Linked DNA regions of Mus musculus: region 1 is linked to region 2. The links are chromatin loops, found by intact Hi-C in ENCODE. Cell type or tissue: left cerebral cortex. All regions are shown on one strand. Each heading gives the region's core, and the rest is flanking DNA. Links, peaks and the distances in the headings are about the cores only.

What was found. Peaks named below come from ENCODE experiments on the same cell type or tissue, not always from the same donor. Only the 100,000 strongest peaks of a DNase experiment are listed, where the experiment ranks them.
Region 1: a loop joins it to region 2, with 3.0 times the contacts of the local background. A loop is called at or near these places in 4 of 42 quality-filtered maps.

Annotation. Positions count from the first base shown.
Region 1 is chr4:120,278,328-120,290,736 of GRCm38, reverse strand. Foxo6 (forkhead box O6) reads left to right here and starts at 3,476. Exons shown (of 2, transcript NM_194060.1): 1 at 3,476-3,898. The coding sequence starts at 3,485. In left cerebral cortex, for the core only: CTCF peaks have their summits at 2,809 (motif pointing right) and 6,332; DNase peaks (open chromatin) are centred at 7,808, 9,446, 9,480, 10,107 and 2 more places; H3K4me3 peaks cover 4,646 bases; H3K27ac peaks cover 4,463 bases.
Region 2 is chr4:120,360,980-120,373,388 of GRCm38, reverse strand. The region is part of intron 3 of Gm36574 (a long non-coding RNA gene); the gene reads left to right. Among named protein-coding and RNA genes, the nearest start is that of Gm36574, 30 kb to the left of the region's middle. In left cerebral cortex, for the core only: a CTCF peak has its summit at 4,511 (motif pointing right); DNase peaks (open chromatin) are centred at 4,528, 7,570, 7,899, 8,529 and 3 more places.

The DNA.
Region 1 (12,409 bases), core at 2,179-10,178, 83 kb after region 2:
TTGCCCCTGAGTGAGCCGGGGAAGCTGGCACCGAGCAGCGGGACACAAACTCTGGAGGGCCTTGACAGCTCAGCAGCGGTGGCAGGGGCTATTCTGAGAGCTGGGAGGGGCTGAGACAGGAGAGGAAGCAGTTCTTGAGTCAGGATGGGGGTGATCACTGAGGTGGCTGCATTGGGACACTGTGTGGGATATGCATGGTCTGGGAACTACTGGGGAGGCTGCTGGCACTGCTTGATGGTTACAAGTGTTAAAGAGTTGTATGGGCAAGCACACGGTGCAAGTGATCAAGTGTGTGTGCATCAAAGTGCACGTGTACGTCCTTGCTGAAGAAGGTGTGAAAGCAAGCATGCCTGTGTGGGGGAGGAGGAGACAGAGGAAGGTAAGCAAATAGGAGCTTGTTAGGGAGCTGAATGGGTGTGGGAGTGGGTCGCAGTGAAAGGACACTGAGCTGGAGAGCTTGCATGGGGGAGGGGAGGGAGGAGCCAATGGTTAAGAAAACCAGAGGAAGATAAGGATTATGTAACTAGACTTTGAATATAGGGCATTGGGTAAGCGAGCCAGTGAATGTGAGTGGAGGTGTGTGCTCATCATATGAGCCGTGGAGACTATGTGAGCCGGGGAAAATACACATGAGCAACAAGAATCGTTTCTGGACTGATTCTGAGCCTGGTACTATTGTTCAGAGTCTTATTTCATACTTCAGGCGTCCTGGGAAGGCAGCATCATGGTGATACATGACGGCAGGGTAGAAAACAGGGGCTCCGAGCAGCGAAATGACTTGCCATACTCCTTTGGATCACGGTCAGATTGCCTCCTGATGAGTGTGTGTAAGCAGGGAGTGAACAAGCCTGTGAGTGAACAAGAAAGTCAGTGTGCCCTAGTGAGTGTGTTAGGGAGCTGACCGTGCCAGACATAGGCCCCAGAGGACAGGACAGACAGCAGCTGTGGCCACTAGGCAGGCAGGGGCAGAGCAGATCCTGAGTCAGCCTCTGGGCATTTCTGCCAACCTGGCTTCCCAACCCTGCAGTGACAGCCTGTGCCAGAACCCCCAGCTAAGTTTCATCCAGCCATGGTGTGGTCCCCAGCAAGCTCTCATGTCACACTAAGAGCCAGGCCTGATCTCAAGGATGGCAAGAAGCTAGCCTCCAAGGAACTCAAGAAGTAGAGCCAGTGTTGACTCCCCAGGCAAGAAGGGCATCTATGAACTGTGGGAAGGGGCCAGCAGTGATTTCAGCCCTGGATGGTTCTAAACAGAACCACCTGGAGCATGTGTATATGTAAGGGGGTAGCACATAGTTCCCATACCCACCCCTGCCTTTGGGACGTGACTCAGGCTGATGTTAATCATCTGCAAAATGGGCTTGCTCCATCCCCCATCCCCTGGGAGAGCTCCAGCCTGTCAATCAAAGCCCTACCTGCTTTCACTTACTTCTATCCTCTCCCTGGGCTTCAATCTGAGGAAAGGAAGTTTTTAAAGAGGAGGCTGTTTCCCTTAGTGAGAATACAGCTCTTCTACTGCCCAGAGAACTCCACCTCCCTAGTCCCTTTAGGAAGCAGGTACTGGCCAGGAGGAGGTTAAGACTTGGAAACTCTAGTGTTGGACATGTTAATTTTGGTAGGTTGCTTCCCCCACTCTGGACCTCAGTTTCCTGATCAGCAAAACAGGAGACTGTGCCAAAGGGACATGAAGGTTTGCTGGCAGGGCAGCAAGCATCTGGGCAAGCAGGGAATAGTCAGGCATGTGAGGGGGTTTGAGTTAGAAGAAGTGCCAGGGTTAGACTGATGTTTAAGCTGAGTTTTGGTGGAGGCCTCACAGCTGGGAATGTTTGTAGGCATACGGCATAGCCTGAGCATAGGCTGGCAGATGGAGTGGTGACTGGAGACTTAGCCTCCCGGACCCTTTGGGATGAGGTAATGGACTGCATAACCTCTTAGGAGCTGCTCCCTTTGAGGTCACGTGACGATGGGATTAACATCTGAGTCCTCTACTAGTCTATACAGTAGGGACCTCATTTGTCTCCATTTGCTGCTCTTACCATAGAGCCCTGAAAGAAGACAGGAACAATGAAAATGTTCAATATATACCCATTAAACGAGTGAGTTCCTCCCCAACCGTTCTTAACTTTGGGGGTGAGCACTTGTTTCAACAGCCCCTTTGGGAACCTTCCACAGCCTGGAAGACAGTGGTACCTAAAGTGAGGTCCCTAGTGCCTGTCAGCTTGCTAGAAATGTGAAGTCTCGGCCCCAGCACAGACCTGCCGCCAGACACTCGACGGTCGGGGTTCAGGCATCTGTTTTAATCCTCTGTAGGATAAAACCTACCACACACTGAACTTTGAGAACCAATGCTCTAAAATTGTGCTTGCAAGCACAGTAAAAGCCCAGGAAGCCCCATTTGCACAGAGAACAGGTAGGGTTGTGGTATAACGCCTGGCCTACAATCCAGGAATTATCAAACCATTTCTTTTCCCTAGACTGGTCCATGGCACAAAGAGACGAGAGTTAGATCAACCCTTAGTCTGGCTGTTGGAAGGAAGACTTGGAAACGTCAAGGGTCCAGAAGAGGAGGGCGGGGCATTTCTGGGGATGGTAGAAGCGGGGAGGGACCAGTGTTCCGAGCCCCGCCCCATTTCTGTTGCCCCGGGAAACCCCGGGTTGTAACAATAACCTGCTGACGCGCTCCTGGGAGGAATCCTTTGAAGGTTGTGGGCGGGGCAGCCCCGCTGTGCACCAATGGAAGCACTCGGGATCCGCCCCTACGTTGCCCTCCCCGAGCCCGGCAGGGGGCGGGGCCGCGCCAGACGTTTCTCGCCTGCTCCCTAGGGGGCGCTGTGGCGTGCGGGGCTTCGGCGGGGTCGCCCTTAGCGGGAGCTCCACGCCCCCCACAGTCAGCAGGCGGGGCACCCAGTAAGCAAGGATTCCGCGGCCCTGGGCGAGCACGCCCCGCCTCCTTTTGCTCCGGGTCCGCCCCGTCCCCGTCCCCCGCCCATCCCGAGGTGCAGCCGGCGCTGAGCGCGGCAGGCGCGGGAGCTGGCGCTGGAGCCGGAGCGGCGGCGGCATTCACGGGGCGGCGGCGGCGCGGGCTCTGGCACGGGCTCGGGCTCCGGCATGGTGCAAGCCAGCCTCGTCCCGGGAGAGCGGGGCCCGCGCGCGGGACCGGCGCCCGCGGAGCGGCGGCAGCGGCGGTGGCGGTGGTGGCTGCGGGCACAGACAGGCGGCAGGTGCTAGAAGCTGGGCTGGGCGAGGTGTGTGCCCGCTGGGCTCCCGGGCCGCCGCCCCCTCACTGCCTGGGTCTTTGCCTCCCTCCGTGCTCGCCAGTTTGTCCAGCCTCCTGCCTCCGCTCCCCGGCCCATGGCGCCCCGCGGTTGAGCCGGCGCCGCCAGGGACCCCTCCCGCGGGCCTCCCCGGGGCGCGCAGATCCCAGAGCCGCGCGCCCACCCTCCGCGGAGCCTCCCTCCCTGCCTCGCCCGAGCCGGGCGGGACCATGGCTGCGAAGCTGCGAGCGCATCAGGTGGACGTGGACCCGGACTTCGCGCCGCAGAGCCGGCCGCGCTCGTGTACCTGGCCTCTGCCGCAGCCGGACTTGGCCGGCGACGAGGACGGGGCGCTGGGTGCAGGAGTAGCCGAGGGTTCCGAGGACTGCGGGCCGGAACGCAGGGCGACGGCCCCAGCGATGGCCCCAGCGCCTCCGCTGGGCGCAGAGGTCGGACCCTTGCGGAAAGCGAAGAGCTCCCGACGGAACGCGTGGGGGAACCTTTCCTACGCCGACCTCATCACCAAAGCCATCGAGAGCGCCCCGGACAAGAGACTCACGCTCTCGCAGATCTACGACTGGATGGTCCGCTACGTGCCCTACTTCAAGGATAAAGGCGACAGCAACAGCTCGGCCGGCTGGAAGGTGGGGCATCCGGGCTCCGGGCAGGCTACAGGGAGGGGGGCTCTGGAACACCCCTAGGGGTCATGGAGTGCGCGCCCAGGGCGTGGGGCAGGTCAGTTGACAGGCGGGGGCATGCTGGCAGCAGCTGTATTCATTCATGTCCCCTAGGAAGGATGCGCGGGATTGGAGGTCTGGTAGGGTGACAGGGGATACCTTTTTGAGGCATCCCAGAGGATTATCCCTGGCCTGTCATTGAGCGTATAATAGCATAACTCATTTCCAGACCACGGACAGTAGGGAGCCCCCTTTGTTTTGTGTGACTTGTTTTACCCTCTCCACCAGGGTACTTGCTTTAAAGAGCTGGAGTCATGACCCGGGGCTCCTGTCTGCTTTCCCTCTCAAATCTTCCCTGGCCTTCCTGACACTGGCCCCATGGTGAAGAGTGCTAACAGATCAAGCCTCCCCCCCCCCCAACCCCATGCAATTCTTTCTATAGTGTTGAGAGTTCATCCTGGAGCCTAGTCGGGGTGAAAAGCATGGCAGACCACCGGAGATGAGTTCTTCATGGGGCAGTTGTCAGCCCCTTCCCTGGTACAGCATGGGGTGGGGGAGGTGCTTTAGGCTCCCTGCTGGGACTTGTGGGAATGGTGTTGAGGTCTGGGGGGGGGGTCTATTTCTACCCACTCGGGCAACTTATCTCTCACTTCCCTGGCTTTCTGGGCTCAGATGCACTTAAGGAGTGGGGCACCCCTAGAGAGACCTCAGTGGCAGGCAGTGGAAAGGGGAGAGCCATCTTGGGAGAAGACTTGGATGGGGGCTTTACTGGATTGTAGCTTCTAGATCCAGCTCCTCCTCTGTCCATCTTGTTGGGAAATGGGGCTAGCCTATGCACTTGGGGGTGAAAAGGCATGAGGGGACCTCTTGTGGGAGAGGTAGTCACTGTGAGGAAGACATGTCTGTGACCAGAGATGAGGCTGTTTGGGGTGTTGATTGGCAGCAAGATCTGAGGAGAGGGGCAGCAGCCATGGCCAGATCTAGATGCACTTGGGAGTCCTGATCTGGGAGCCCCCGGCTCTTGGGATTCCTGTACACTGGCATCTTCTTTGGCTCTCCTTGACCATTATGGGGCAGGAACACAAGACACAGAAGTAGACCTGAGTCTCATCCCCTCCATTTTCCAGTCCCCTACATCTCAGTTCCCACCAGAATACAACTTTCTCTCAAGTGTGCCCTGCTCTTGGGCTTGCTCTGCTTCTTGTCTGCTGTGTCCACCTTCCTTCCACTCCTTCCCAGAGATGTAGTCACTCTCCTCAGGGCACAGGGTCCCAGTGCCTCCTCCAAGAAGCCTTCCCTAACACTTGTTAGCTAGCTCAGGACTCCCACCTACCCACCTTTTTTTTTCCTGGCCCTAAGGCATGCATCATGAGTCAATCATGTGTGCCCTACCTCCTGCTCCCTCCCTCCCTCCTTTACTTTTGAACGACGGTGTCAGTGTTAGGACTCTTCTGTCCCCATGGCACCTTACAGAGAGTCTGGCCCAAGAAGCCACCAGTGTATGCATGCTGAGAGTAAAGAGATGGGTAGATGGTAAAAGAGACTGTGGATTGGCGAAGAGTGCCAGGACCTGAGCAGATCAGGAGGGCTTCCTGTAAGAGGCAGAGCTCCAGCAGGTTTGGATGGATGAAGGAGACTGGGGAAAGATAGGAAGCAGGGATTTGAAGCTAGAAGCCTGGAGGCAGCTGCAGTTCTGAGCAAGCATGTTGGGGCCGAGCTCTGTGCCAGACTCTTCCCATATCTTTAAAGCTCTCAGTAGTCCCTGAGCTGGGTTTTACTATAACCATTCATAGGGGTGGTCTCTGAGGCCCAGAGGACGAGAGTCAATTAACTGCCTAAGGTTCTACTCCAACCAAGGTATGTCACCCACCTCTCCCGGTCCCAGCAAGCCTCTGGAACATGCCTGGCTAGCCCTGGCGAGAGGAAGCTGCTGCTGGTGTTGAACAGAGGCCGACATAAAACATAGGATATGATGGCAGCGTGCTTAGAGATAATTGAGCCCCATGAGTTCATTTCTCAGACTGTGAGACTGAGGCCTGGGGAGGTAATAGGACTCTCCCCTGAGAGTGTCAGCAAGCAGTAAGCCCTGGATAAGGACCCGAATCTATCTGCCCATTGACTGCAGTTCCCACCGCACCATACTGTTAGGGGCATGCTGGTCCTCCCTGTACCTCATTCCCAGTCCTGGACTGGAGCACTGGGTGAGCAGCCCCAAGCTTTGCTTTTACTTTTGGTCCTGGCAAGAAACCACCCAGACACTGGAGGGGATCTAATTCAACCTGTCTCATCATTGGGTGTCCCCTTTTACACTCCTGTTCCCCCAGGGTGCCTCCATTCTCTCTCATTCCTGGAACTTACTGCCCTTGAACCCCTTCTGGCACTCCCAGTCAATTCCTTCAGAAGCCTGGAGGAGGAGCTATCTCCAGCTCTCAATCTCAGCTTGACCAAGGCTGGGAACACCTCAGGTGCCAGGACCAGGCATCCATTATTCCTTCATCCATTTCATCCCCCACAAAAGTGTTGCCCTTGAAAGCCTGAATGGTACCATACCTCAATCCCATGGGGGTCAGAGGGTGCTATGACTCCTTACGGGGACCAAAGTTCTTGGCCCCACCTTCAGGATGCATTGCTCTGAGCAGCTTCCACATTCAGACCCTGTTTTTTTTTTTTTGAGATGGGAAAGGCTGGTGGGTGGGGCAAAGGGCTGGGGAAAGTGAGTTCCATATTCTGGGGAGTCCGATGTTCTCTCACGGAGGGGTTGGCTTTGATCTGGGGGTGTCTTCTTGGTTAGGGAAAATTAGGGAGATAGTTTTGTGATGGGGTGAAGAAACTGCACGTTCAAAAGCAGAGAGGAGGAACTGTGCCTGCTGGATTTGGGGGTGCATGCAGTTGCAAACTAGAACCTAGGGCTCTTGGGCTGACCGGAAGTGATCCTGCAAAGGTGGAGTGGTCACCTTCAGAAAGGAAGGGAAGAGAAAAGCTGATGTACTGGGCCTTTGTCCTAAAGTTCCATCTGTAATGAGGAGAGGGGGTCCCAGTGCTGCAGAGGACAGACAGACTCAGGCCACCCAAACCAGACAGAGGCCTGGAGAGTTGGGACTATCTGTGGTTGTACCATAAGGGCTAGTGCCATTCCCCCTGGGGACAGAGAGTATCAAGCCTGGGCTCAGGGCTTGGCAAGGAGTGTAGTGGCCCTAGAGTTGTGGCCCTGGAGTTGTGGCTCCCACAGTAGACCCTCCCTTTCTTTCCCTCTCAGCTTCTCCATAAATCCCATGTTCCTTTGGCCTTGGCCTCTTACGGGAAGTCTTCCTGGCTGCACTGTCCTGCTGTTCCTTCCACTGAACGCCTCTGGAGTTGTTCAACTCCTTTTGTGTTTCCTGGCTGCCAGTCCTTGGGGAGCTCCCAGGCCAGGCCTGGGCGCCTCCCATTTCTGTCCCTAGGCCCAGAGGGGTGGAGCCCAGTGGATGGGGACTTCCCCTCTCCCTCAAGGGCTGGAGCAGCTTAGCTGCTGAGAGGGGTGGAATCAGGAGGCGGGTGCTAGCCCCATCTGGCCCAGGCCTGGCCCTGTAAGTTCCAGGTGGGGAGGGGGCTTGAATGAGGGGCTGATCCCAGAGCCAGCAGCAGGGTCCTGCTCTTGGCTCTGAACAGCGGTTGGGAGAGTAGCGCCCCCTCCCCCCCAGCCCGCTCCACCAGGGCGCCTTCCCCCTCCTTTGTCCTCGGGGATCCCCAACCCCAAGAGCTTGTGGGGGTGCGGGAGGAGGCGGTGTGAGCCCCGATTGGGGGGGTGTCCTCACCCCCCTCACTGCACGAGCGAGGGGCTGGCAGCTGCCCGCCTCCTGGGCACGAGCCCGTGCCAGCCGCTCCTGGCACAGTTGCTGGCACGCCCGGCAGACTCCCACGGCCACCTGCTCACACCCACCCACGAGCGCTGGCGCGCTGCGGGCCCTTCCGGCTTCCCGGGCCTCCCAGCGCCCCTCCCCCGACGGCGTGCCCGGAGCCCCCTCCCCAATTCTCGGCGCCCCTAGACCGGCCCTATGCGACCCAGGCCCCCACCCTGCACAAGTTGGGGAGCTCTCGAGGCGGGGCTGCTGAGGGCCTCCGGGGTTGCCGCGCCGCGGGGGGAAGGGGAGCCGAGAGGCAGCAGACAGACCGACAGACAGGGTGAGGGCCCCGCCTGCCACCTGGCGCCGCTCCAGCGGGACGATGGCGGGCAGCGCCGTGCCAGGCGGTAATTGCAGACAGACTAATTTAAAGAGATGAGACGGTTATTTTTAACTCGCGTTAAGGTAATGAACGGCGCGGGGGGTTTGTGGGTTCGAAAGTTCAGCGCCCTCCAGCCCCCACTTAATGCGGGTGGGGGGCTCTCTGCAGACCTTGAGGGCTCCACCTTTGGACTTACTCAGGTGCAGTGTTGAGGTTCGGAACTGAGACACAGGGAGGCCCTGCCAGAGGACAGGGCTAGTGAATGCACCAAGCACATGTCACAACAGATTCTCACCACTGTCCTCTTTCCAGATGTGGAAGTGACTTGCCTTGAGGTCACATGCCTAGTAAGTACCAGCCCTAAGTGGTAGAACCCAATTCTAACCCTTAAACTCCAGCATTTCCTGTGCCACTGTGTAGGACTGGGGGCTCCTTAGTTGTTGCTGGGAAGGGTTTGGATTTGGAAAGCTGTTGGGGCTCCTTCCTGAAACTCACCTCCTTCTGCTTTTGAGTGGCAGCTGGTGATGGCCAGCCATCACCTGAGATGTAGGGTTTGACTTAGCTTTGCTGAGGAATGGTGAGTGGCAGTGAGCCTCAAGTGGAGCTTCCCTGACCTCTCAGCAGACTCACAGGCTTCTCCCTACACCTGCAATGTGCCTGCCTCCCACTTGGGGTTGAGTGACTGGGAGAAATCAGGGTATAGGGCTGACACCTCCCCATTAGAGCCCCCTCCACCTCCAGACTTTGGGTCACAGAAGAAGTTGAAGGGTCTGATGCAGGATGACAGCCTCGCGTAGTCCCCTCTCACATTTCTTTCCGGGACTGCCATTCACTGGGAAGACAGGTCCTGCAGTCTTCTTCCCAGCAGTGCCCTGAAGTCACCCACCATGTCCAGGTGTAACCCTTTGTGGTCCTCTGGACCCTGAGGCTAGGTAAGGGGGAACATGGCCCCTGTGGGAAACATGATTCAGTGTGTGTTAGCTGGAGTTATTCCTCTCTCTGATCCTCAATATCCTCCTGTGAGTCCAGAGGACCTTAACACAGTCCCTAGGCCCTTCCGTACTAAGACTTACAAACCTTGTGGTACCAGGAGCTGAGAGGTTCATGGCACCGAAAGGGCTTCTCACTGGTGGATACCTGTGACTATGGGTGTGGATAGTCTCGAACCTGAGCTTTCTACTTAAAGATGCCTGCCCCTACCCATGACAGTACCCACGTGGCAACCGTTTGGCTGACACAAGGGAGAGTGTTCATGACAGCCACAGCTGTCCCCAGTGCAGGCAGATGGGGGGCTCAGGGTGTTGGGTGGGTATCAACTTGGGCTCTAGGGCCTGAGGAGGGTGCTTAGAGGGGGACAGCTGGATCTGGAGCACCCCCCTTCTCCTGGCACCCCGGTTGCTATGGAAACCCACTCCTGTTTGGGAGGGTTTGGCTGTTTGCTGCCTCTCCCCACCCCCCAACCCATATGTGGAGGTGGGAGGGGGCCAGGTGGTGTGTGGGGGTGGGGCCTCCCACACCCTACCCCCAGGGCCTCCCTCCTCACTAAGAGAAGCCTTCCTGGTCTCTAAGGGGGCTGCCTCTCATGAGCAGGGGATTGAGGAGAGAATGTGGGTGCTGGGCAGTCCTATCATTTGCCCACATTCTCTCACTCCATCCTTCTTGAAATCCTCACTAGGTACTCGTGTGTAATCCCATTTTGCAGTTGAGGAAATCAAGGCATAGCTGGGAGAAGGCAGAGCCTAGATGGGGATGCAGACCTGTGTATGTCTACCCCATTTCTCCCGTCGTCTCCCGCTGTCAGTGTGGTCTCACTCCCACATAGCCTTCCTGCACCGAGATCTTCAAGATCTCTTTTAGGATTCTAAGGCTCCTAAGTTCCCCCTGGAAGCCAACCAATGCTGCTCTGGGTCCCTGGGCCCAACACGGCACTTGTCCAGGCCTCACCTCCCACCCGTGTTTCCTGCCACCTCTATGCTCAGACACCCTCATGCTGCCACCTTCGCAAGTGACACTGAATATCTCAGCCTACACCCCCTGCCAGCCGTCACATGCCTACCAAGGCAGCGCTCGTTGGTCGATCTCTTGGGACACCCTTCAGAAAAAATAGCTAGGGGTGCTTGAGTATTTTGATTGACGCCACCACCATCCAAGTGGTTCAGGAAGCCAACATATCTCCTTGAGGATCTTTGCTTAAAATCCCTAGCTGTCCGCAGGCCTGGCTTGTCATCAGAGAGTCCCCTGAAGCTTTGCACCAGCACACTTTCCAGTCACCTTTCTCGATTCTTTGGGTATGAGCTCTGAGATGTATATTTTAACAGGCATGTCTGGTGACCAGTCATTCAGAAGCCGCTTCTAAAATGGTGGCCTCCCGGCCTCCCGGCCTCCCGGCCTCCTCCTACCCGCCCTATGTACTCACTGTGCATCAGAGTCTTCTTTAAGCTGCTTCCTAGTTGATCCCCTGTTCCTTTTCCTCCCTACTGCCCCAGGGACTTGGACCTCATGCCATCAGTTTCAGGGGACTGAGCCCCTGCCGCAGCACCTGTGTCTACCCCGTGTATCAGAATCACCCTGTATAAGACATGGTCGGAAAGAAGGCAGCCACAGCCAGAACTTGCACATGCAGTCTTCTGACAAGAGGGAGGCGATAGAGGGTGATACTTGGAAAAACACTCTGGGCCTGGGATGTAAAGAAAGTGACTGTCACAGACCCTGTCCTAACTAGTACCCCTCTGCTGGGAAAGAGAACATATGTACAGCCCAGCACTTTCTGCCCATCCTTGGGATGCTTAATGTGATATCTTGTCAACCTTTCCTGCCCCCTTCAGTCCTCTGACACTTGCTTTAGCCACCTTGAACCACATGTAGCCCAGGAGTCCACCTGCCATGTGCCAACGCATAATACATTCTCTCGCTGGATTTTTACAGTTGATCCATGGTACTGTTGTTGTGGCTGTCTACCCCACTGGCAGATGAGGAAACTAGGAGGGAAGGAAATCGAGAGGCTTCAACTATGTGTGGCAGGCAGCACTGGAATGTCCCAGCGCTGGCTTCACCCTGGTCTAGCACTCTCTCTGCCCCTGCAACTGGCTTTGTGCTCTCCCTTGAAGTTTGACCCTGGGGCTTCAAGCATGGGGAATGAGCCCTAATTTCAGGTTGCCTTTCCCAGCAGATAGTGTCCCAGAGTCAGGGACCGGCCAGTTTTCTGAGTCCTTGGCTTACAGTCCCAGGGCTGAGGGTACTATAATCCAAAGTGACACCGGTGGACACCTGACGTACAAAGCTGTCAGGACTGGCTCTGTCCTTGAGGGGCTGGGAGATTAAGCTTGGGAGATGAGGACTCAAAGAGTCCTGTGCAGGATAAACACCATCAGGGCAGGACAGGGTAGAAGGTCAGATCATCAGCTGTGGGTGTTTTTAGAGGCAGGGAAACAAGGAGGTCAAACCCTTGGGGCTCTTTGAGGAACCCAGCAGGAGCAGAAGCTGGGAAAGCAAAGTAGCCTGGGATTGCAGGCAAGCTCAGACTCGGTGCTGGCACTCCGGTGGGAATGGGAGATGAGAGGACACCGGCAGACAAATCACTCACGAGTAACTTATGTGGCAAGCACACTGTCGGGCGAGACGAGCAGAGGAGCCTGTGTTAGGGTCCAGAGGTCAGGCTGAGTTCTCTGCAGCCAGCCCACCATGTCCTAAGACTCTGGTGAGAATGGCTGGGTTGTGTATGGAGTAAGCAGTCTAGGGAGCCAATGGCATCAGTAGAGCCTAGTTCTGCTTACCTTCTGGGTAGCTCTGAGCAGTTTCAGTCTTAGTTTCCTCCCCTACAAAATGGGATGGTGGGCCTATGTCTGAGCTTTCTTAGAATTTCAGGAAAGATACCTGTAAAGTCCCCAAGAAGTCTTATCAGAGGTCACTACTATTATTCATTGCTCTATGAAGAAAAGAGCTATCTGCCAGTATATAGAGTAGGACTCGCTATGCATGCCCCTAAAAGGTGTGTGTGTGTGCGGGTGCGGGTGTGTGTGTGTGTGTGTGTGTGTGTGTGTGTGTGTGTGTGTTAGAGGAGTCCCTCTCTATTGTGGTCCCAGAGTGCAACATGTGAACATGTGAGAATTTTGGAACTCGGTCTTCTGCCTGCCTTACTTTGATCCATTACTTTCGGGTCTCTAGAACCTTCATTGTGGCCTTGGAGAGCAAATTTAAGGCTGTGTGTTTGTGTGAATGCGTGTGTGTGTGTGTGTGTGTGTGTGTGTGTGTGTGTGTAGGCCAGGTATTGATGTG
Region 2 (12,409 bases), core at 1,388-9,387:
GGCTTGGCTTGGGCAGTGGCTCACTCAGGACTGCACCTGGGAAGGGTGAATGGGTCTGGGATTTGAACCCAGGGCTATGCATTACAAGTTCTCAGTTCCTGCTTTGGCAGGACAGTAGATCTCTTCTCTGCAGAGGTGGGGTTGGGAAGGTCAGAGAGAGAGAGAGACCTCAGAGGGGAAATTAGGGCTGCAGGGAACAGGGGGAGGTGGAGGGAGACCTGGTCCCAGGTGTGCGAGAGATCCAGAGCTGCTGGGCAGGCACATGGGAAAGAGCAGAAAGTAGGTCAGTCACACAGGAGACAGAGCATGAAATTAATGAGCTCATGGGAGTTGGAGTAGTCACCTTCCAGGAGGGCAGTGAAGGAGGCGGAGAGTCCCTCTGGGAGAGATCTTGAGGCCTGAGGGGCTGGAGCAGGTGGGAAGTGGTTGGACCATAGAGTTTCCTTTCTAGTGCTGAGCATTGCGGGAAGGGGGGCAGTTATATCAGCTGGGCAGCAGAAGGGAATGATAGTGTCCTCAGGGGCCCAGACTGAGGTGTCAGACATGAGCTCTGTGGGGGCAGAGGGCATGTTTGCTCTTCAGATGCTGACATTCCTGCTGCCCAGGACAGTGCCTGGCACAGGATTGGCATGCTGAGGGGATACATGAGGAGAAGCCGCCCTGCCTTGTGCATTGCTGTGTAGCTCAGGGTGGAGGCGGAGGAGAGGGTTCAGAGGCATCAGCCGAGTTCAGCATCACCTGCTGAGTGGCTGCCAGGTGCCATCTCTGCCCTGGTGTTGAGCACACCATGTGTAAGAGAGGGGCTTTCCTGTGAAACTCACCATCTAATAGAAAAGCTGGCTATGAGTGACTTTAACAACATGTGCTAAGCACAGAAGTGGATGGCTGATGGGGACCAAGAGAAGGGGAGTTCTGTAACATTTCTCTGAGTAAGGAATTGCTGGGGATGTGGAGGCTGTCAAAGCTTAAGTGCATATACCAACATGTGTGTGCATACACACACACACACACACACACACACACACACTTAAAAATATATGTCCAGGCATAGAGGTGCATCCCTGTAGCTTCTGGTCTTGCGTAGTAGGAAATGAACAATTTCAAGTTCAGCCTTCGCTACATAGAGTTCAAGGCCAGCTTAGGCTAAATACTGTGTTTATTGACTCTGCTATGTCTTGCATATTGAATGTCTCCCAAAAGCCCATGTATCAAAGCCTCGGTCTCTTACACGGTGGTATTAGGAGGGAGGTGCTGTGGAGGGGAAGCCTAATGGGTGTTTCTTAGAGCATGGAAAGACTGACGCCAAAGGGAATTGTAGAGCGCTGGCCCTTTCTCTCCTCTGCTTTGGCTGCCTGGGTAGTGAGGCGACTGATTTTGCCCGGGCACACACACTCTTGCCCCAGGCCTAAAGCAGTGGAACTGATGGATCATGGGTCAGAACTTGCAGAACATTTTTCTGAAATAAATGTTTTCTCTTCATGAGTTGAGTACCTCAGGTTGTTTGTTATAGCCTCAGCAAGCTGTCTACTTGGCTCCCTTCTTCCCTCCTACAGGGTGACATGAAATTCATTTGGGTGTCAGGGCCCTCGCCTAGAACTCTTGAAGGAGGGGGAGGGTTGCTAAGTAGGAAGGCTTCAATCTCGTGATGCCTTACCTCCATGTTCCTCAGTTCCTTTAGAAATGTATCTCCTCCAAGAGGGGCTGGCCCAAGTGTCAAGTAAGACTGTGAGGACATTAGGACAGGATGCAGATCTGGTCGGGCTCTGCTGGGGACAACAGTGAATATGACATGTGCCACAAGTGTTCACAACAGGAAGAAGAGTGAGTGAATATGCCAAGTGCTGCCCCACTCAGAGACCTTGAGCATCTGCCTGGGTCTTAGATCAGGGTTACCTGCTGCTGACTTGGTTGGGCCCTGTGTCTGGGGTATCTTTAGTGGTTCTGGCCTGACCAGGTCGTGGTAATCAGAGTTGCCCCATAAGCTGCTCCGTCTAGCCAGGCCCTTGCAATCAGAACTCTCCAACCTGAAGTACCCAACTTGTCCTGCTTAGGATAGAGTCTTGTCCATGCCAGTCCAGCCCTCAGTGTGGGCTCACAAGCTTTTGGGGCAGGTCAGGTATCATGGCGCCAGTTTACAGATGAGAAGGGAGAATAAAGTGACTCACTAAGGCTCTTCAAAGAGGGTGTGTGTGGAGAACTAAGCTCACAGTTATGTCAGGCCAATTCCAAGACATCTGAGAGGGGGTGTATAAAGGCATAGCAGGGGCTGGAAACTTCAGGGAGAAATGGAAACACATACAAGCAGGACCTGAGTCCTCCTTTCCTGAGGACACTTCTGACCTCCAACCCCAGATCTGTCAGCCTGTCAATGAGAAGGTTCTGTGCGCTCTGATGGATAAAACCAGAGGGTTTTAAATCACAGGCCCAGAGCAAGGTGGACCCTGAGGCTTTCTGCTTTGGTCCACATCCATCAGTAAGCACTCAAGGATATAATTCCAGGCAACACCCTGGGCGCTGTGTGTGTGTAAAGGAGACTCCAGCATGTGCACATATCCTGCTTCTCTAGGACTTGGTCTGGTGGGCTTTTCTACTTTGTCACAACTGACATTTCAGGCGAGGTAATCCTTGAGGGATGCTGTGCAGCATAAGAGATGTTTAGCATCTCTGGCATTTGCTATCTCTGGATAGTCACATCCTCCAGAGGTGGCAACCAAAGCTGTCTCCAGACATTGCCAAATGTCCCCTGGAAGCAAAACTCCCCTGGGGCACACATGCTAACATAGTTTGCTGGGAGCTGCATCAGAGACTAGTCCATAGAGGACAGTGCGTGAGAAGGGTAAAATTAGCCCCTCAAAATTGGCCAGTGGAGATAGAGTTCACTTGCCTGAGAAGCTGGGATTCAGTCCTAGACTCTCTATACCTGGCCCAAGTGCTGCCCTGCCCACACCTCCCCACTTCTCTCCAAGTCCACCCACTGCCCTCAGCTCCCCCAGGAGGACAGATTCTGCTCTGGGAAGCCAGCCCTGGTGCTTTGAGCAGCTGGTCTCCTCAGCCCCGGACTGGTCTCTTAGCCTGCCATAGAGTTGGTGCCTAATAAGCTTTCACGCATGTTAGGAAAGGCTCTGTCTGTCCCCTGAGATGGCCCTCTGAAAGCCGACTGGGTGGCCACTTAAGTGCTGTGCTTATGCGAAGAACAATACTTCAGCAGAGTGCTTTGGCGTAAGTGCTTCCAGGTCCCCCACTCCACAGAAGCTGCAGCGTGGGAAGGAGATGGCTCTGCAGCGGCTGAGCCTACAGACTGGGCTCTTAGCAATACCCGGACCAGCTGTGGGCCCCCCTCCAGCCCTTGAGCCTGCGGGCGATGCTTCCACTTCATTATCTACAGGGGTGAGGGGCACTGCCATGCCTTCCCTTGTCTCCTAGTGCCCAAGGGACCAGTGAATGCTCAAAGGCAGGGGTTTCTCAAATGAAGCATTTGCATGTTAACTGTTTTCTGAGTTTCCAAGGGCAGTCTGTGGGGTAGGTCAGCGTTCTGTTTTTACTTTCTTTTTAGAATGACTACTTGAATAGTCATCCACACACTTAATGAGAGTTACTCTGTGCTCAGAACTCAGCAACGGGCAGACTGAATGCAGGCAGGACGGAGACAAAAGTACATTCAGAACAATGCTAAGGCTGAGAAAGCCGGGCAGGTGCTGAGCTTCAGGTAGGGAAGACCTCTCTCCAGAAGGTGACATTTAATTAAAACCCTGAAGGCAATCGGAGGGAGGGTTGCACAGAAGGTACTGCAGGCAGAGGCCAAAGCAAAAACTACCCCTAGGGTCCAGAAGAGTGGTGAGGTGGCCGGTAGCAGTTGGGGGTATAGATGAGGGACAGTGGGTGGGAAGGGAGGATGGGGGTGGGAAAGATAAAGGTCAGGGAGGGGAGAGGAGGGAAGGGGAGGGAGGGAGGCAAGAACTTTGGCTCTTGTCCTAGACTGGTGGGGGAGGGGCAGATGGCCCCAGTGGTTGCTTGAAAGTGAGTCACATGCTTGCTTTCAAATTTTATTCAGAACACAGAAGGAAGTTGATCCCACTTTGCTACTTTTCTGGAACTTTCTCCTGGTCAGCAACTGGAGTCACACAGCCAAGTCCTTGATGAAGCCAGGCCCTGGTTTGTCCCCTGCGGTTTCCATCAGGCCTTTCCCACCCACAGCTTACTCCAGTCCACTCCAAATCTTCATGGAAACAAGCAGAGAACATTTCCCAGTGATTTAAAAGGACTTCTGTGCCACCAAAGAGTATCGTTTACTCTTACTTTAATGGGTGAATGTCCCTCTACCCAGATGTCCTTGGAACACGGAGACAAAAAGAAGAGCTTGCTAGATCAGAAGGCCTGAGATCTGGTCTGGATTATGTCGTGTTGTTGCTGTCTGATTTTCCACTTTCCCCGTTTTGAATTTTCTTAACTGCCCAGAAGTCAGATGGAGCCAACCCTGCCTGCTACTTCCTTCCTTGTACCTTCATGCTACAGTGGAAGCCAAGGGCCCCTAGGTGGCGCACCTTCCTAGGCTCAGTCTCCCATGAGCAACTGCTAAAGGAGGCTAGAAGATTTGGGGGAAATGGAGGGGCAAAGATGATCCAGAGAGTGGATCTAATGGGAGACTGAGGCAAAAACCCTAAGCTAGAGACCCTTTCTGCACCTGCCCTGGGCCCTGAGGGAGTTGGTGGCACAGAGCACCTCTGTCACTATGGCTATCAGGTTCTGCTGTGGGCTATAGCCCTTACAGGCAAGGTGAATGTCTTGGGATAGATATGAGACAGTACTTATTCTCGCTCATAGATGAAGATGCTGAAGACAGATGTGCTTGCCTGGTCACCTGGGGAGCCAAAGACACAGTGGCTGTCTAGCTGGCCTCTGCTGAGGAAGGGCTCCATAGCAGGGAGGGCCTTGAGCTCAAAGTGTGGGGTAGCATCCCTTGATTTGTCCATTTCTCTTAGCTGGCAGCCTTCCCTCCACCCTACATCTCTTCTTAGGCTTACTCTCTTTCCTTCACAGCTGTAGCTATTCTCAGGAAATCCTAGGAGAGGAGTTGTTAGCTCCTCTTAGGCAGAGCTGTGTCTCAGGGCAGTTTTAGGACACGGGGTGAGGGTCAGGAGACTTTGGGTGGTGCTTGCTCCCTCTGGCTTTCTTCTCCTTATAGATAAGGGAGAGTGCGGAAGGAGGGAGTTGGGCTAGATACTGCCAAGGTCACTGTCTAGTTTGAACCTTCTGAGTTGTCCTTGAAACTCCCCTATGTCCATCAGCAAGCAGCAGAAGGCAGGCAGGGCTCTGCTTCACTCACTTAAGAGGGATGGGGGTGTGGAATAGGTGCTGTGTCATCCTGTTTATGACATCTGGCTTGGCACAGATGACAGGCTGCCGCAGAAGCCAGAGTCCTCCTCTCTGAACTTCCACAATGACCACCTATTTAGGGAGATGCAAACCTACCTCTGCAGAGGAAGCCATGTAAGGCTTGCATGGGCCAACAGGAAAGAAGCCCTCCCCTCTGTGTCCCTGCAGGTGTCCCTCTTTGGTTCCATTGCTAACCCTCTGACCCTCTGACCTTGGGATTCTTCCAAAATCAAACCCTAAGGAAGGAAACAGTTGCCACTGAAGAAATTCAGAGAACAGTGCTAGAGGAAAAAGATGTGAGGGGAAAGGAAAGAGTAGCCGCTTCTCTTCAGTCAGCCATGTGCTAGCTACTCTACTGTCCTCTCTGTAGAGTAACTCATAGCTTGCTGTCAACCACAGATGAACTTCTGTGCTCTCTGAAGATGAGTCTCAGAGGACCACATTGTGCAACTGTGAGTGTTCCATAGACCACTCTTGTCCCTGTAGAACACAAGAGCCAGGGAGGCATAACAGGGCGTGGGCCAAGATAGCTAACTGATTGTGGCAACTCACTCTTCACAGATTCTAAATTATAATCAAATTTATGTCTGATTCCATTCTCAGATTAGGTAACAGTCAAGTGGGGAAACTGAGGCTCACACAAACCCAGGGACTTGCTTACGTGTGATCACATAGTACCTTGGTTGGCTTTGAAGCAAATCTTTGATCCCAAAGTCTAGGCAGTCCATAGAGAAAGCTACTTCTTTGACAAGTTAGGTTTGTCTTGCATTCATTTCTTCATCTTGTAGCAGTGAGGGGTTAAAGATTAGGTCAGTGGTTCCCAACCTTCCTTCCATTGCAACTCTTTAATTCAGTTCATGTTGTGGTGACCCACAACCATAAAATTATGTAGTTGTTACGTCATAACTGTAATTTTGCTAGTGTTGTGACTAGTGGTGCAGATATCTGATATGTAGACTATCTGATAGTGACCTCTGTGGGGGTGACGATGCACAGGTGGAGAGCCATGGGTGAGCTGCATCAGTAACCAGAGGTTCCCAGACCTTCTTACTGAGAAATGGGGAGTGACATGCAGTGAAACCAGAGAATCAGTAATTTGAGATTTTTTTTCTCAAGTTTACTAAAAAGAACATTTTGTGGACTGGGTATGTAGCTCAATTGGTGGCGTGCTTGCTTATCATTCGATAAGACTTGGGTTCAATCCCCAGCTAGGCCTGGTGATGCATATCTATAATCCTAGCACTTTGGAGCTGGGAGTTGAAGAATCAAAAGCTCAAGGTCATCTTTGGCTGTGTAGCAAGTTTGAAGCCAGCCTGGGCTACATGAAATATTGTCTCAAAAGAGAATATTTTACCTTCCAAAATGTAGAAGGATCTACTTTTAGCATAAAGTGGAGAGAGGAAACCAATGATATCTAAGAAAGGAATTCCTCTTTTCTAAGTATGCCTAACATAACACCTTGATGAGCCATTGTGTTTGTAGCAAACACTTGATACCTAGGCCTGGCTGAAGTGAGCAAGAGACAGACAGAACCAGAATAATTCCTTTAACAGACTTAATTTGTAGCAGGGGACTTGGAAGGATGAGCGGGTAGGTAATTTGGAAACAGAAGTGCTAGAGACCCAAAGACAATTTGCAAAGGTCCTCAGGTGGAAGGCAGAGAATGACCCAAGGATTTTTAGGGGGAATAATGGCCAGTAGCTAGCTTTGATTGGCAGGTGTCTTTTCCAGCACCTGCTAATACAGAGGATGTCTCTGGGTGCAGCATTGACTGTGAAAATTGTTAGACCTCACTTTGAGACCCAGCTTTGTCACTTGGAGGTCATAAGCACTGTACAAGGTCTGATTTCCTTTTCTGTGGAACAGATCTGATCTTCCTGGTGGGAGGTTGACAGAGGAAATGGGTGGGATGGAGGACCCAGTACAGCACCCAGTGTTCAAACCCTCAGTAAACAGCTACTCAGCACAGTACCTAGTGCTCAAACCCTCGGTAAACAGCTACCCAGCATAGCACCTAGTAAGTGCTCAAACCCTCAGTAAACAGCTACTCAGCATAATACCTAGTTAGTGCTCAAACTCTCAGGAAAACAGCTATTCAGTTGCTGCTTAGGATTAGACAGAGTTGTTTGGATATTCACTGTGGCAAGCATGTAGGAGGGTTTTGTTTGAAGAGGGGGTAAGTTTTGTTGCTGTTAAATCCAGCATAGGATCTGACAGTAAATCATCTGGAAGAGGGGGTGCATTAAAATCTCCAACCTTAGCCCTTCCTCAAGGCCGAATGCTGTCTGTGCCCGATAATCTGCCCTCTTGGAAATGACAGCCTCTCCTTCTAGGGCTCAGCCCAGAGGGCAGGACTCCAGACAAGGACAGGCTGAGGACTGAGGGGAGAGACGAGAGTGAGGGAGTAGGAGGAGATAGGAGGAGGGAGAAAGAGTGCTTTCAGAGACTGACAGTCATTCACAAAGACACAGGGAGTGTGCTTGTGCCTGTTTGCATGTGAACGTGACTGTGGAATCACATGTGTGCATCAGGTAGCAGGTGCATGCGGGTGTGTGTGTGGAGGTGGCTGGGGGTGGGTGTGTCAGTGTATGAATGAGTATGAAAACTGCCAGCGTTTCAACATCCCAGTGCATGAGTGCATGTGAGTATATGGTATATGCATGCATGTGCATGCACACATGAAAGTGCATGCATGTGTGTGTAAGTGTGTGTGTGTGTGTGTGTGAAGTTCATAAGCACATGTGTCTTGTCTGGGCTTGTGTGTGAGGCTGACTGTGACTCTAAGTGACAGTGAAGGAGACCTGTCTTCTAATAGTGTCTGGGTAGCACCTGGAGTACATACATGCCCCTGATGCATGGAATATCTATGAGAAGGGACCTTCCGCAGTTCTGACTCTCCTGACTCCCCATCCTACCTCCACCGATTTTTGCCTCCCTACTTCCCCAGTCCATACCAGCAGCACCACCACAAACCTGCTGATCTCACCTGTGGGGTTGAAAGAGAAGGAGAGGGACAGGGGAGGGAGAGGAGTGACCAGCCCCTCCTACCCCCAACCCTTGGTGCTGCCAGGGAAACGTCCTCCTCCACCCCCCACCCCCCAATCACCGTGATTCCTGCTGTGAGGGAGAGAGGAACCCTCTGTTTCCATGGCAACATAGCAGCCCTGCTTCCCAGCCTGAGCCCAGGCTCCTCTGAGCCATGGAAGGAGTGGGAAGAAAACCCTTCCTCAGGCTTTTGAGCCCCACTAGGTGTCCTGACCTCTAGACTCCCCACCTCCACCCTGAAGAACCCCCAGTCTCCTTTTATGCTCACAAGTCCTCTGAGACTCCCTAACATATATGTACCCATTCTGCTGCTTGTAGGGTCTGGGGACTTGTCTTGTTCTTACAGGAAGGACTAGACCTGAGCATGAACCCCAGATGGGGTTGAATTCCAGACTTCACCTGGAAGAGGTACCAGTGCCACCACTTCTCTGGTTCCCATGAAGGTGACATACAGGGTCAATGTGTCATGCCACTAGCAGAGTGTAAATTAGCCCAGCAATTTTTGCAGGACCTTTCTTCCCTGGGACTCCACTTATTTTGTGATGCTGAGAATGGGATGCACAGCCTTGTCCATGCTAGCCAAATGCTTGAGCCCTGAGCTACCTCAGCACTTCGAGTGTCCTCTCCTGTAGAAGCACATGTTTACAGGCATGCACACAGGGGCAGTGGTTGTAAAGTTTTCTCTGACAAAGAACATCTGGACTTCACCCCAATGTCCACCAAGAGAAGTAATGGAAGAGATGCAGCCATGGTCTCAGAGATCTTAAAGAGGAGTAGTTATGCACAGTCTCAAAGATGCATTGCCAAGAAAAGAAAGAGCAGACTGAAGAGATGAACGAAGGGCAGAAGTGGGTACTCAGAAGTGAGGAGGTGACCTGCAAGAACAGGGTCCTGACAGACATAAGAGGAGGCGAGAAGAGGCAGCAGAGGGCAGACGGCTGACTCCCTTCATGGGCATGCCCTGGATACAACTTTCATTATTAGTATCCTATCCAGAGGTGAGATGATGCATAGCTTACTGGATGGGTCTAGAGACTGATGCCAATGTAGAGGAGGCTATAGCACATTAACATAGAGCAGCAACAATAGTCTTACTATGTGCCAGCCCTTAGCAAACTCTTGTCAGCCAGGCCAGGTCAAGCCTCTCCTGTGAGGTGGCAGGTGACATCAAGAGAAGAGAGAGTCTGAAACAAGAAAAGGAAAGTTAGATAAAAACGAACAACAAGTTGGCTACGTAGGCTAGCCTCTGCTACAATTGACGCTATTGCAAAAAGCAAAACTAGTCAAAAACCTTTCCCTATGATCCATACTATGCCAGTCATGAGCTGGGTGTTTTAATGTGTTTATCTAGTCTTCACAGATATCTATCTATCTATCTATCTATCTATCTATCTATCTATCTATCTATCTATCTATCTATCTATCTGCCTATATTTATGGGGAAGAAACAGAAGTTCAAGGAAATTCATTCACCCACTTGCCCACCCATTCACCACCCATCTATCTATTCATACATCCATTTACACACTCATCTACCTACACACCCACCCATCCACTCAATCATCTGTCCATCCATCTGTCCATCCATCCATCCTTCATTCATCCCTCCATTCATCATTCATCCACCCACGAATTGATCCATCCATATCTTACCCATCCACCCACCCATCCATTCCCTCAGCATATATGTATTGGGCAGCTTCCATGATAGACACTACTCTAGTTGCAAAGTGGTTGAAAAATCCTGGCCTCATGGAGTACAGAGTCTGGAAGAGAGATGGTCAAAGCCAAATCACGTTGAGTTACAAGTGCTGTGCAGAAAAGAAGCCAAACAAAGAAACTAGGTGCTCTGGTTTTCCGAAAACTCCATGAAGAAGTGATGGGGTCTATCCTGAGCAGAGGCAAGCAGAGGCCCTAGGCTGGGAGCCTGCCTGCTATGATCAAGGCTGACAAGAAGATGGCTGTGGTTGTGGGTGAGGAATGGAAGGGAGTGGGGTGAGCTTGGAAGGTTTTACGAAGCTGTGGAAGTGATTCTACATTGTGTTGGCTTAACTGGGACAGGATCTCAGTTCCACAGTTGCAAATTATCCCTTTGACCACAAAGTGCAGATAAGGTCATGGGTGGCAAGACTGGAGGTAAAGGGTTGATTGGGAAGCCTCTGTACAAGCCTGGTGAGAGGGGAGTGGCAGTATGGAGCACAGTGGGAGCCTCAGACTGTAAACAGAAGTCAGCCCTGAAGTTTATTTCAAACATAGAGACAACAGCGTTTCTTGTGAGACTGAATGTGGTGCAGAGACCAAGAGAGAAGCCAAGGCGGACTCTAACTCCAGGCCATAGTGACTGTGTGAATGTGGGTGCTGTTTGTGGAAGACAGAGCTGGGAGGAAGGACAGGTTTGGGGACAATGAGGGTTGACTTTAATTTTGAGATGGCTTTAGACATCTAAGCGGGAATGTCAGCTAGGCAGCGGGATGTATGAGATGGGAGTTCAGGGGAGATGTCAGGACTGAAGATATAAATTGGGGAGCTGTCAGTGTAAAAGTGTTGCTGAAAGCCACCGGGTGGGATGATATCACGGGAGGGAGGTGCAAGCAGGAGATCGGCTGCACAAGAGCTTCAGCTTCGGTGGTAGGTGAGAGGAGTCAGAGTCTCTGATGACTTACAGGGTCCTCCCTGGAAGGTCTCCTGCTAACCCAGGAGGGAAACAGCAAGTACTGTGTGTGATGGTGAGCCTCAGAATCATTCAGGCATGTTAACCCAGGTTGGCTGGACAGGACCCCAGAACTGCAACTGCACTCCTCCCCCCTCCCCTCCCTCTCCTCTTCCTCCTCCCCTCCCCCTCCTCTTTCTCCTCCCGCACTTTTGCCTCCACCTTCACTTCCACCTCCTCCTCTTCTCGAGGCAGGAAAATACAGATGGAACATCAAGTACCCAAGGCTGGACTCAGATTTGCTATGTAACCAAAAATGATCTTGAACTTCTGACCTTGCTCCACCTCCTGAGTGCCATCAAGATTACTGATGTGCAGAGCCGTGCCCATTTAGTGTTGTCTAGAGAGCAAACCCAGAGCTTTGTGTGTGCTAGACAAGCACCCCTGCGAGCCACATCCCTAGCATATGAATTGTGTTTCTTTTCTCCCCTTCTTCTCTTGTGTGTGTGTGTGTATGCATGTTCACATGTGAGTGGGCCCACATGTATGTGCAAGTACATGTGTGTGTATATGCATGTATGTATGTATGTATGTATGTGTGTGCATATGGAGGCTAGAGGTTGCTGTCAGGAGTCTTCCTCCATCTCTTCCATCTTATTCTTTAGAGGCAGTATCTGTTTTTTGTTTGCTTGTTTGTTTGTTTTTGTTTTTCAAGACAGGGTTTCTCTGTGTAGCCCTGGCTGTCCTGAAACTCACTCTGTAGCCCAGCCTGGCCTCGAACTCAGAAATCTGCCTGTCTCTGCCTTCCAAGTGCTGAAATTAAAGTTGGGCACCACCACTGCTTGGGGAGGCAGTATCTTTTAATCAGACCTAGAGATTGCTGATGCATCCAGACTCACTAGCCAGGGATCGCCTGTTTCTGCCTTCCAAGGCTGGAATTATAAGCTGGTCACCATGCCCACCTCACATTTACCTGAATTCTGAGAATCTGAACTCTGCTCTTACATTTACATGGCCAGGGCTTTAACTACCGTGCCCCTTAAGTCAAAAGTTCCACATCTAGCAGGTCACCTGGTAGTGCCAGTGTGAACACAGGGACATTTTGTGGGCTCCCTTTACAGGGTAAGAACAGAAAGGATCTGCAGAAAGTACCTGGGCTTTGGAGTCAGCTCAAATTGGTTTCAAGTCTAGGCATTAACACTAATTTGCTCTGTGATCATGGATCAGATAGTGATGGCTTTCATGCCTCAGTGTCCCTATCTGTAAAATGGGAATACTCTCTCTGTGTGCCTGAGGTCATTATGAAGACAAGCAAGTCACATCTTTGGTCATTCTGGACAA